Linked DNA regions of Homo sapiens: region 2 is linked to region 1. A link is a loop called in an ENCODE intact Hi-C map of the cell type or tissue named here. Cell type or tissue: endothelial cell of umbilical vein. All regions are shown on one strand. Links, peaks and the distances in the headings refer to the core of each region. The heading gives the core; the rest is flanking DNA.

Evidence for each region. Hi-C counts contacts between places; a loop is a spot of excess contacts. Peaks named below come from ENCODE experiments on the same cell type or tissue, not always from the same donor. Only the 100,000 strongest peaks of a DNase experiment are listed, where the experiment ranks them.
Region 2: it touches region 1 in a loop (8-fold over the local background); 3 of 110 quality-filtered maps call a loop at or near these places.

What each region holds. Positions count from the first base shown.
Region 1 is chr3:78,643,258-78,647,969 of GRCh38, forward strand. ROBO1 (roundabout guidance receptor 1) reads right to left here. Exons shown (of 31, transcript NM_002941.4): 20 at 4,372-4,398; 21 at 2,891-2,933. Among named protein-coding and RNA genes, the nearest start is that of LINC02077, 600 kb to the left of the region's middle. In endothelial cell of umbilical vein, for the core only: a CTCF peak has its summit at 2,697 (motif pointing left); a DNase peak (open chromatin) is centred at 2,664; H3K27ac peaks cover 271 bases.
Region 2 is chr3:78,141,108-78,145,819 of GRCh38, forward strand. No RefSeq gene overlaps it. Among named protein-coding and RNA genes, the nearest start is that of LINC02077, 95 kb to the left of the region's middle. In endothelial cell of umbilical vein, for the core only: no CTCF peak of the experiment used is centred there; a DNase peak (open chromatin) is centred at 2,094; H3K27ac peaks cover 1,777 bases.

The sequences.
Region 1 (4,712 bases), core at 1,255-3,754:
ATGTAAACAAATGAGCCTAGCTGTATTCTTATAAAACTTTATTTACAAAAACAGGTGGCAGGCTGGATTTGGCCCAAGAGCCATAATTCACTGACCTCTGACATAAACAAAAGATAACCGCATCACCTTATGTTACGCACTTCATTGAGGTAATTCCACATTAGAGAGTTAATGGAGGGCATAGTAGGTGGAATTCAGTAAACTGAGAAGGGTCGCTGGGTGGGGAGACAGTCCAGACCTATGTAATACATGCACAGTGTAGTAAGGACACATAAGAGAATGCAATCTTGGCAAATGGCAGGTGGGGTGACACAGTGGATTGTAGGGTCTGGCACATTTTGAGGTGTGAAGTAAGTCTGCAGAGACCTAGAGCTGTGGACTTTGCATATTATGCCGAGTTTGGATCTGATATTCTAAACATGATAGGTCCTATTGATAATGGGATTTTCTGGAGCTCAGAAACATGATCAATATGCATTTCAAAAGATCGTTCTGTCTCCAGTGAGCAAAGGGAATTAGCAGGAAATAATGCTAATGAAGGTATTATAGATAAAGGTAGGACTCCTGAGAGCTTTTGTCATAGATTAGGCAAAGGAGAAGTAGGGCTTGAAATGAAACAATATGAGAGTGAAAGGAGTAAGAGACAGCATCAACAAAATGCAGTAATGGATACAGGAGGTCCAAGAGGATGGCTGGAAGGTTTTGGCTTTGGTGTCATTAACTATGTGAGGTAGGAGGTCCAGTGAGGACTCAGAAAGTCTGAAACACATGAGGGAAACCAGTGCTTAAGGGGCAGACACAAGAGAAGTCAGTGTAGGAGTTTGGTTCATTATTCCCTCTCTGATCTCACTAGATCACGAAACATAGACACAGACACACATACACACACAATGACACACACATCCGTAAGTGGCTAGGAATGAGGCCCCTTCGTAAAGCATCCTTATTGTCCTCATCCTATTTTATTTTTTCCGTAGCATTTATCAACTGCTGATATTGTACAGCTGACTTTTTAAAAAAATGTTTATTATTCATCTCGCATTTCCGCCACTATAATGTAAGGTCTGGAAGGGCAGGAATTTTTATACACTTTGCTTACTGATGCTTCCCAAGTAAGTAAACTAGCACCTGTCACATAGTAAGTGTTCAATATATTGCATGAATAAATAATTCTAAAATTTTGTATATAACTGACATTTTGAGCATTGACTCTGAAATCTTTATTGAACTGTTGCCTCCGTAACATCCCAACATCGTTTAGCATTTCATTTAGGAAAATGATCATTTCTACTTACTATTTGAAATAAATCAGTTTCACTGACAGGGATTTTATTTTTAACTTTAAAAAGCTATGTTTGTTTTGTGATATAGTGAGCTTTCCAAATAGCTCAGGAACTTTGTAATTTTTCCATCCTGCCGTGGCAACTAGCATTTGCTACCTATGCATTCCTGCCATTGTTTCCCATGTGCCAGTTTGCTCTATCCAGGTTGTAAATTCTTTTAGAGTAGGAACCAAGCTTATTTTTCTGTATGTGTGTGTGATACTTGTGTACACACACCCACGCACAGAGGCTAGTGAAGAACATATCAAAGACACTCAAGAAGCACTTTCACATGCTTTGATTAGTGAGGAGGTTGAAATATACACATGTAATGAAGTGGTTATAAAATCAGGTATTCCAGATTCACCCACGAGAAAATGTTCTTATGCCAGAGGCTCTTTCATGAATGTCTGGGCTGTGATTTAGATGGAATTCCCCTGGATGCACAAACATGCCCTGGTTTAATTCCTGAATCAAGTGGATTTATTCCTTATGAAAACCTCCCTAGCTTTGGGTCTGTCACTGGCTGGCTTTGTTTCACAGGTATGAAAACAGGAAGTTAGCAATACCCAGGAAAGAAAAGATTAGTACTTGTTGCCAAATTTGTACAGCATTGGCTAAAGGTGGTCAACCTTCTTTTTTTTTAAACCACTCTTTGTTATATACTAAATTCAGTAATTTTCTTATCCGGTGGTATGTTCCTTGAATTTAGGAATAATATCTTACTCATTGTTATCTTTCTAGTAGCAGTCATGTTATACAGCTGTACAAAGAAGGGAATTTAGTAAGTTCACTGAATTTGAATTATAAGATGGTTTTGGTTGGAAGATTTTTTTTTTTTTACACTGTAAGCTAGATGTTACTGTTTTGGAGAAAAAAAAAACATCTTATTGTGAAAAATTCTGAAGCTTGGCTCATCACATAACTTATACCTTATTTCAGCCCCTTTAAGCTGGTTGTCACATCAATTTGTGATTTCTCTGTGAATATATTAAAGTTCACTGAATAATAATTACTTTAAAAATCATAAATATGAGATTCATTTCAATTAGAGGAGGGAAAACATTCTTTGTTAACAAGTTACCCAGATTTCCTCTTTTATTTCAACACATTTTCCTGCAAATGGGGAAGTGAACTATGTTGAATTCATAACAAGAATAAACAAACATAACCTACAACTTATGAGCAATTGCTGTGTTCAGCAGGTTTTTCAAATGAACTCTTTTTCTTGGATAGTATTAGTTAACTAGCTGTATTTGTTAATCTTCATAAATGCCACCGCTTAGTCACTTTAACTCCTTTTAATCATTTGCTAAATCAGCAAGTCTCTTTCTCAGTTAAAGTCCTCCCTCTAGTGGTCACTGACTAAGATGCAACTACTCCAATCAACTACATTTGTGTGTAAACAGCTTGTTTCAACAGCATAGCTGAATGGAGTCTTCGTCAAGGAACTAAATAAATTCCACCTTTAAGTTAGACTTTTTAAGCAGAGAAAGTGGTGTCATTGAGGAAGATGAAGAAATATTTGGAATTCCCTGTAGGATCTACAAAACAAGCAAGATAATTACCTCCCTCCACTGCTGACAGCTTCGCCTCCTCTCTGGTAAGTTACTAGAATGTTACGAAAAAAAAAAGGAACAATTAATAGACATATTTATATATCAAAAGCTATTACATTCATGAGCTTCTTTCTAAAATGGAATTCCTTCTGTCTTCCTAGACAGAAGCATTGCAAAAATCACATGACGTAACAGATTGATTCAACTAGTGACATTTCTTTAAATATTGTATAGAATTAGATATACATATCATATATCTAATTATATATATAATTAGATATCTATATATCACTCTTATTTTCTTCAAATTCCAATAAGGTGGAGAATCAAGAAAAAGCAAAACATCAGTACACTTATTAAATATAACTGTTACACATCTGTACATTAGCATTCCGATGGATTTCCATTTTGAATTTATTATTGGAGCACATAATTTCATAATTTTATATAGGTGTAAACTTAAACTCAGGAAAAAAAAAAACTACTAGATTATTTTCCCGGAAGTATGAGTACCAGTAAGTCAAAGAGAAATGTTAAAATAAACCTTTCTACACACAAAGATGTATGCCAAGTTGTGACTATTAATTCATGTGACCTATTTTTTATTGTGGCTTCTGCAAATTATTTCTCATTATATTTTCATCAGACATGTATAGATAATCAAAATATATTATAATGCTCTTGAAAGCATCCTCAGCTTAATAAATTTGGGATGGAAAAATTTAACCATAACAAAAAAAAGATTTTCACATAGTTAGGCTAAGTGGTTAAGAAGATTAGCTTTTCTGTAAATACAGACACATTTTCTAAGAAGAAATGTGTTTTTAAAGCTGCCAAGTTCTGCTACTTAGAAGAACTCCAAACTGGAAGTCTGTTATAGAGAGATAACTGCTCCCAGTGATGACAATAACTGGATTAAAACTGAGAGGGCACAACTACACGTACATCTTTTCCTGGAGGTGATATGACAGAAGAGGACCCATTTTGAAAGAAATTGGATAGAACGGAATATTAGGATTCTGACTTAGGGAAAACGAAAAGTTCTATCTTTCACATGTGCTGGATATTGTGGTTACCTTTAACAATATTGATTCTGGGGACAGAGAATTATAAGGGAGAGAAATTTTTGTTGGAAAACTTGAAAGCTTAAGTTGAAAAATGCACTGTCAAGTCTGAAGTAGTCAATAAGATCATTAGCATGTTAAATCATGCTGAAGGTAGAGACAGTGTGTCTACTTAATGAAACACATGCAAACAAGGCCAAGATCCAGTGTGGAATTGTGAATAAATAATTGCATCGAATGGATGAAAAGCAACACCAACCATTTCTACCTTAAACACATGCCTGGTGTGAGTAAATCAAGTATTACATTCCACTTTAAGTTCTTTCCCCCAACTTACTGCAGAAAATGAAATAAAAACAGAAACACAATAGTGGAACACATGCCAAACTAACAATGGAAAGGAGGAGGGTAAGTGCAAATATATACCTGTTGGTGTGAAGGTAAAAGACGGGACTGAAAAATCAAAACAAAATATAAACCAGTTATTAAGCTGAAGAGAGAAAGGGAACATATCACATTAGTATAAATCAAGCAGACAGCTGAACATAAAACAAATGTAAATAACTAAGCCAGTAGTTCTGACAATCTGATCTATGAATAAAACCAATTCTGAGGTTAAAAAAAGAAGCTTGTCTCTACAGGTACCATTTTGAAGTGTCTGACATTCTAGTACACTCAGGAAGGGAATTATGCTAGGTTAGCCTGTGAATGACCCTGCATTTAGTAACACAGATTTAGCTCGTGGCTTTCGTACAAACAAGAATCCT
Region 2 (4,712 bases), core at 1,013-3,512, 500 kb before region 1:
ATATCAGTCTCTCTATAAGTTACAAGAGCTAAAGCAAATAAGTAAAGATCTAATGGGGGAAGAATTGACATACAATTACAATCCAAAATAAATGGCATGATAAAGACCTGCACAACGTCTGTGAGCAACAAAGAAAGAGTAAAAAACTGAAATTGGGAGCAAAGAGAAGCTTATGAAAGAGGTACTAATTGAACTTGGCATTGAATTATGAGTAAGGACTTAACAGCTATCTGAGATGGAGAAGATCAGAGGCCTAGAAACATTAAAAAAGCTGCTCTGCTTGAAAAACAGTAAGAAGCTTGAAGACGGCAAGCTCATGCGTGATGTTGCAGTAGAAAATCCTGGGCAGTCAGAGAGTCATAGGTGATGTGCAATAGGTGGAATGTGGAAATGACTAACAGAGAAGATATTTAGGGAGCAAGAAGTCCATCTAAAACACAAGCTATTGACTTATTGTACGGTTTGTTTTGATATTTTTGTAATTTTATTTGTCATCAATTTAAAGGGACAAACTTTTAGAAGTTAAACTCCTTGGAAACATTTTGTCTATTTTGGTCAGTGCTTAATTCCTCAATGCTTAGAAAAGTACCTGGCACATAGCAGCAGCTGAATGAATATGTAAATATTTGTAAATGAAAACTTAAAAACATTCAGTAAATATTTATTGAGCCCTTGATGTGTGCTGGCACTGTAACATATATTAGGCATGTTGACCTTTTGCCCAAGAAGATTAAGTTAAAGATAAATTATAACTGGTGACAAACATGCTTTCTCAAATGCCTGGGAAATCTACCAGAAGGGCCCTATTCAATATAGTAGCCAATAACCACATGAGGCTCTTGATCACTTGAAATGTGTCTATTCCAATTTGAGACGTGCCGTAAGTATAAAAGTCACACAAGATTTTGAAAGCTTGGTGCAAACAAAGAGAATAAAAATATCTCAGCAAACTATTTTGTATTGATTGCATGTGGAAATGATAATATTAAATGTACTGTCTTAAATAAAATATCTCATTAAAAGTAATTTACCCCTTTCTTTTTACTATATATGTGGTTGCTAAAAAAATGTAAAATTACATACATACCTTGCTTTATATTTCTACCAGACAGTGCTCTGCTAAAAATCAAGGATTGAACTATTATTCTCAAAGTATGGGTTGAAAAGCCTCTTTACATTTAATTTTCAGACTATATTAATTTTGAATGCTGAGGCTACAGATGAATTTGCTAAACAATTTGAGTGACTTAAGTGAGTTGTACAATTAAGAACAACTGTACTCAATTCTATAGGAAGTAACCTAATTCAATACTTGATGATTCAGGCACAGATATAGAGAACCAATCTTGAGCCTTCACAAAGCTTAAGATTTCTTGCTGACTGGAGGGAAAGTAAGAAACTTTCAATAGCTTTTTCTGCAGGTATTCAGATTTGACCTAGTGCCCCAGTTTATAAATGGAATCAATTTCTTTGTGAAGTTCCACTACTTTCTGGATGCAGGAAAATAGCGCAAGCGCTGAAATGGCAGAATTGGAGAATATGATCTACGCTGCTAGACCTCTCTGTCAGAGCTGTATGATTGTGACCCCGTGTGTGCTTCCTGACGGAAAATGTTTTCCCCTGGGCCAACTCTGCTGCCAGAAATTTCAGAATACTATTTGAGGTGTGTGCATTCATGTGAAATAGCAGTATTGTGAAAATTCAACTTGGAAATTCTATGCATTATGGAACCAGTAATCAAATAGATGAGGAAGAAATGGGGATGCTGGAGCATGGCTAACAGCAGGGTTGGCTGGACAATGTTATTCTGGTCTAGAAAAGTTATGAAGGAGCTTTATCTAGGATGAACAAATAACTGTTTAAAGAGGGTGTAGACTCACTCAAGGCATTTGCAAGAGAGAAGGAATCAGAAATCCAACAAATTGCAATGTAACATGAGAAAAAATATTGGTAGATGATCTAGTTCTTAAAACTCTTCCTGTCAGTGCAAAAATTGAGTTCACACATGGTCAACATTCAATCTGAATTTCAGGCAGGAAATTCACTGTTGGTTCACTGTAGTTATTAATGGTATTTGCCAAATAGTCCCAGTTCTCTCCACTTCCTGACACATAATAGGATTTTATTTCCTGGCAATCTTGTGGTTTGATGGAAACATGTGATTAACTGTATCCAACAATTTGTGTGTATTAGTCCCTTTTGAGAGAGAGCATTTTATTATCAATTCAAGCTTGTCAATACTACGTGGAATCTAAGATCCACAATAAGCTGAGTCACATTGATTACACTACCTTTGACATAATAAGTAGAAGCTAACCAGAATTAGCCTTTCCATCTAACTTATTTATTATAGGGTTATTTGACATAACAAAAATCTATTTAATATAAAAGTTATTCAATATAAAAAGCTACCCAATCAACCAGACTAAAATTTTTCCATCTACACACAAACACATATATTCTTTTGGACTAGAAGTAAGGGGAATACAGGGACTTAACCTGTAGGGTTTATTCCCACAGTCCCTCAACCAGTGGTAAAGTTTCCTGATAGGTATTTATCCTCTCTCTTTCTCTGATAGATGCCTACACTGCCACCATGAATTGAATTCAGTATGAGGGCTCTCATCTGAATGATACCCAGGGTTCTGGGCTTTTTCAAATACTAGGAAAGTGTGGACAGAGCATTCTCATCTGCAGTGGGAGCAAGAGCCATCCATCCAAGAAAGCCCAAGGTTTATATAGCTGTAGTGAGAATTTCCATTTCTGTGATTTTTCCCCTAAAGTTGGTGTTATTTCCTTGCTATGACTAGCTATTGCAAAATAGTTGGTATAATGTGTTGATCTGATATTTAATTCATGTACATCTAGCTTTGTGACCCCACCTTTCTGGTGGTAGATTTTAGCGATAATCAAATTACGCAAAACTCATATATTGACTAATAAAATGATATTCCCTTATATGGGACTTCATAACATTTTAGACCCTTGTATACATTGAGGATAGTTCTAGAGCTCTCTTTTTCCTGTGGCATAATAATCTTCAAAGTTCAAGACAGTGGCTTCTCCATCAGCTTTGGTCTCTGATCGACTACAGTTAAACATTTCTGTCATTAGGCCGGGCGCGGTGGCTCACATCTGTAATCCCAGCACTTTGGGAGGCAGAGGCGGGCGGATCACGAGGTCAGGAGATCTATCTAGACCATCCTGGCTAACATGGTGAAACCCCGTCTCTACTAAAAATACAAAAAATTAGCCGGGCGTCGTGGCGGCGCCTGTAGTCCGCTACTCGGGAGGCTGAGGCAGGAGAATGGCGTGAACCCGGGAGGCGGAGCTTGCAGTGAGCCGAGATCGCACCACTGCACTCCAGCCTGGGCGACAGAGCGAGACTCCGTCTCAAAACAAAACAAAACAACAACAAAAAAAGATTTCCATCAGTAGTAACCAGAAAGTTAAAGACAAATAAAAGAATATCATTTCTGGTGTTACTGGTCTGGCTTATGATCTTGGTTACAATATTTACTAGCTGTGTTGCCATAGGAAAGTAAACTCTCCTCTCTGAGACCTGATTCCTTCATCTTTAAAATAAAGCTAATCATGGCAACCCAATGAATGATTATGAAGAACAAATGAGATAAAATAAAGGAAAGCCATTCCACAGATGACTAGTAATTCACGTCATGATAAGCAGTAGATATGACATTTTCTTTTTGTCTCCAGTTATAGATTTTCCATTTGGTTCTTTTTTTGTATTTTTCTTTTTTTTTAATTTTTAATTTTGAATTTTAGTGGGTACATAGGTATATATTTCTCTGAGTACATAAGATGTTTTGATACAGGCATGCAATGTGTAATAATCACATCATGGAGAATGGAGTATCCATCCCCTCAAGCATTTATCCTTTGTTCTACAAAAAATCCAATTACATTCTTTTAGTTATTTTAAAATGCATAATTAAATTATCATTAACTAGAGTCACCCTGTTGTGCTATCAAATATTAGGGCTTATTCATTCTTTCTAACTAATCTTTTTATACCCATTAACCATCCCCACCTTCTCCCACCCCCACTACCCTTTCTAGCCTCTGGTAATCATCCTTCTCTCTATTTCCATGAGTTCAATTGCTTTGATTTTTAGATCCCACAAATAAGTGAGAAAATGTGATATTTGTCATTCTGTGCCTGGCTCATTTCACTTAATATAATGATTTCCAGTTCCAGCCATGTTGTTGCAAATGACAGGATTTTATTCTTTTATATGTCTGAATAGTACTCCATTGTGTACAGGTACAACTTTTTTTTATCCATTCATCTGTTGAAGAACACTAGGTGGCTTCCAAATCTTGGCTATTGTGAAGGGTGCTGCAACACACATGGAAGTTCAGTTATCTCTTTGATATGTCGATTTTCTTTCTTTTGGGTATGTACGCAGTAGTGGGATTGCTGGGTCATATGGTAGCTCTATTTTTAGTTTTTTTGAGAAACTTTCAAGCTGTTCTCCATAATGGTTTTACTAATAAACATTCCCACCAACAGTGTACCAGGGTTCCCTTTTCTTCACACCCTCCCCAGTGTTTGTCATGGCCTGTCTTTTCTATGTAAACCATTTTAACTGGGTTAAGATAACATCTCATTGTAGTTTTGATTTGCATTTCTGATGATCAATTATGTTCAGTACCTTTTCTTATGCCTGTTTGCCATTTTTATGTCTTCT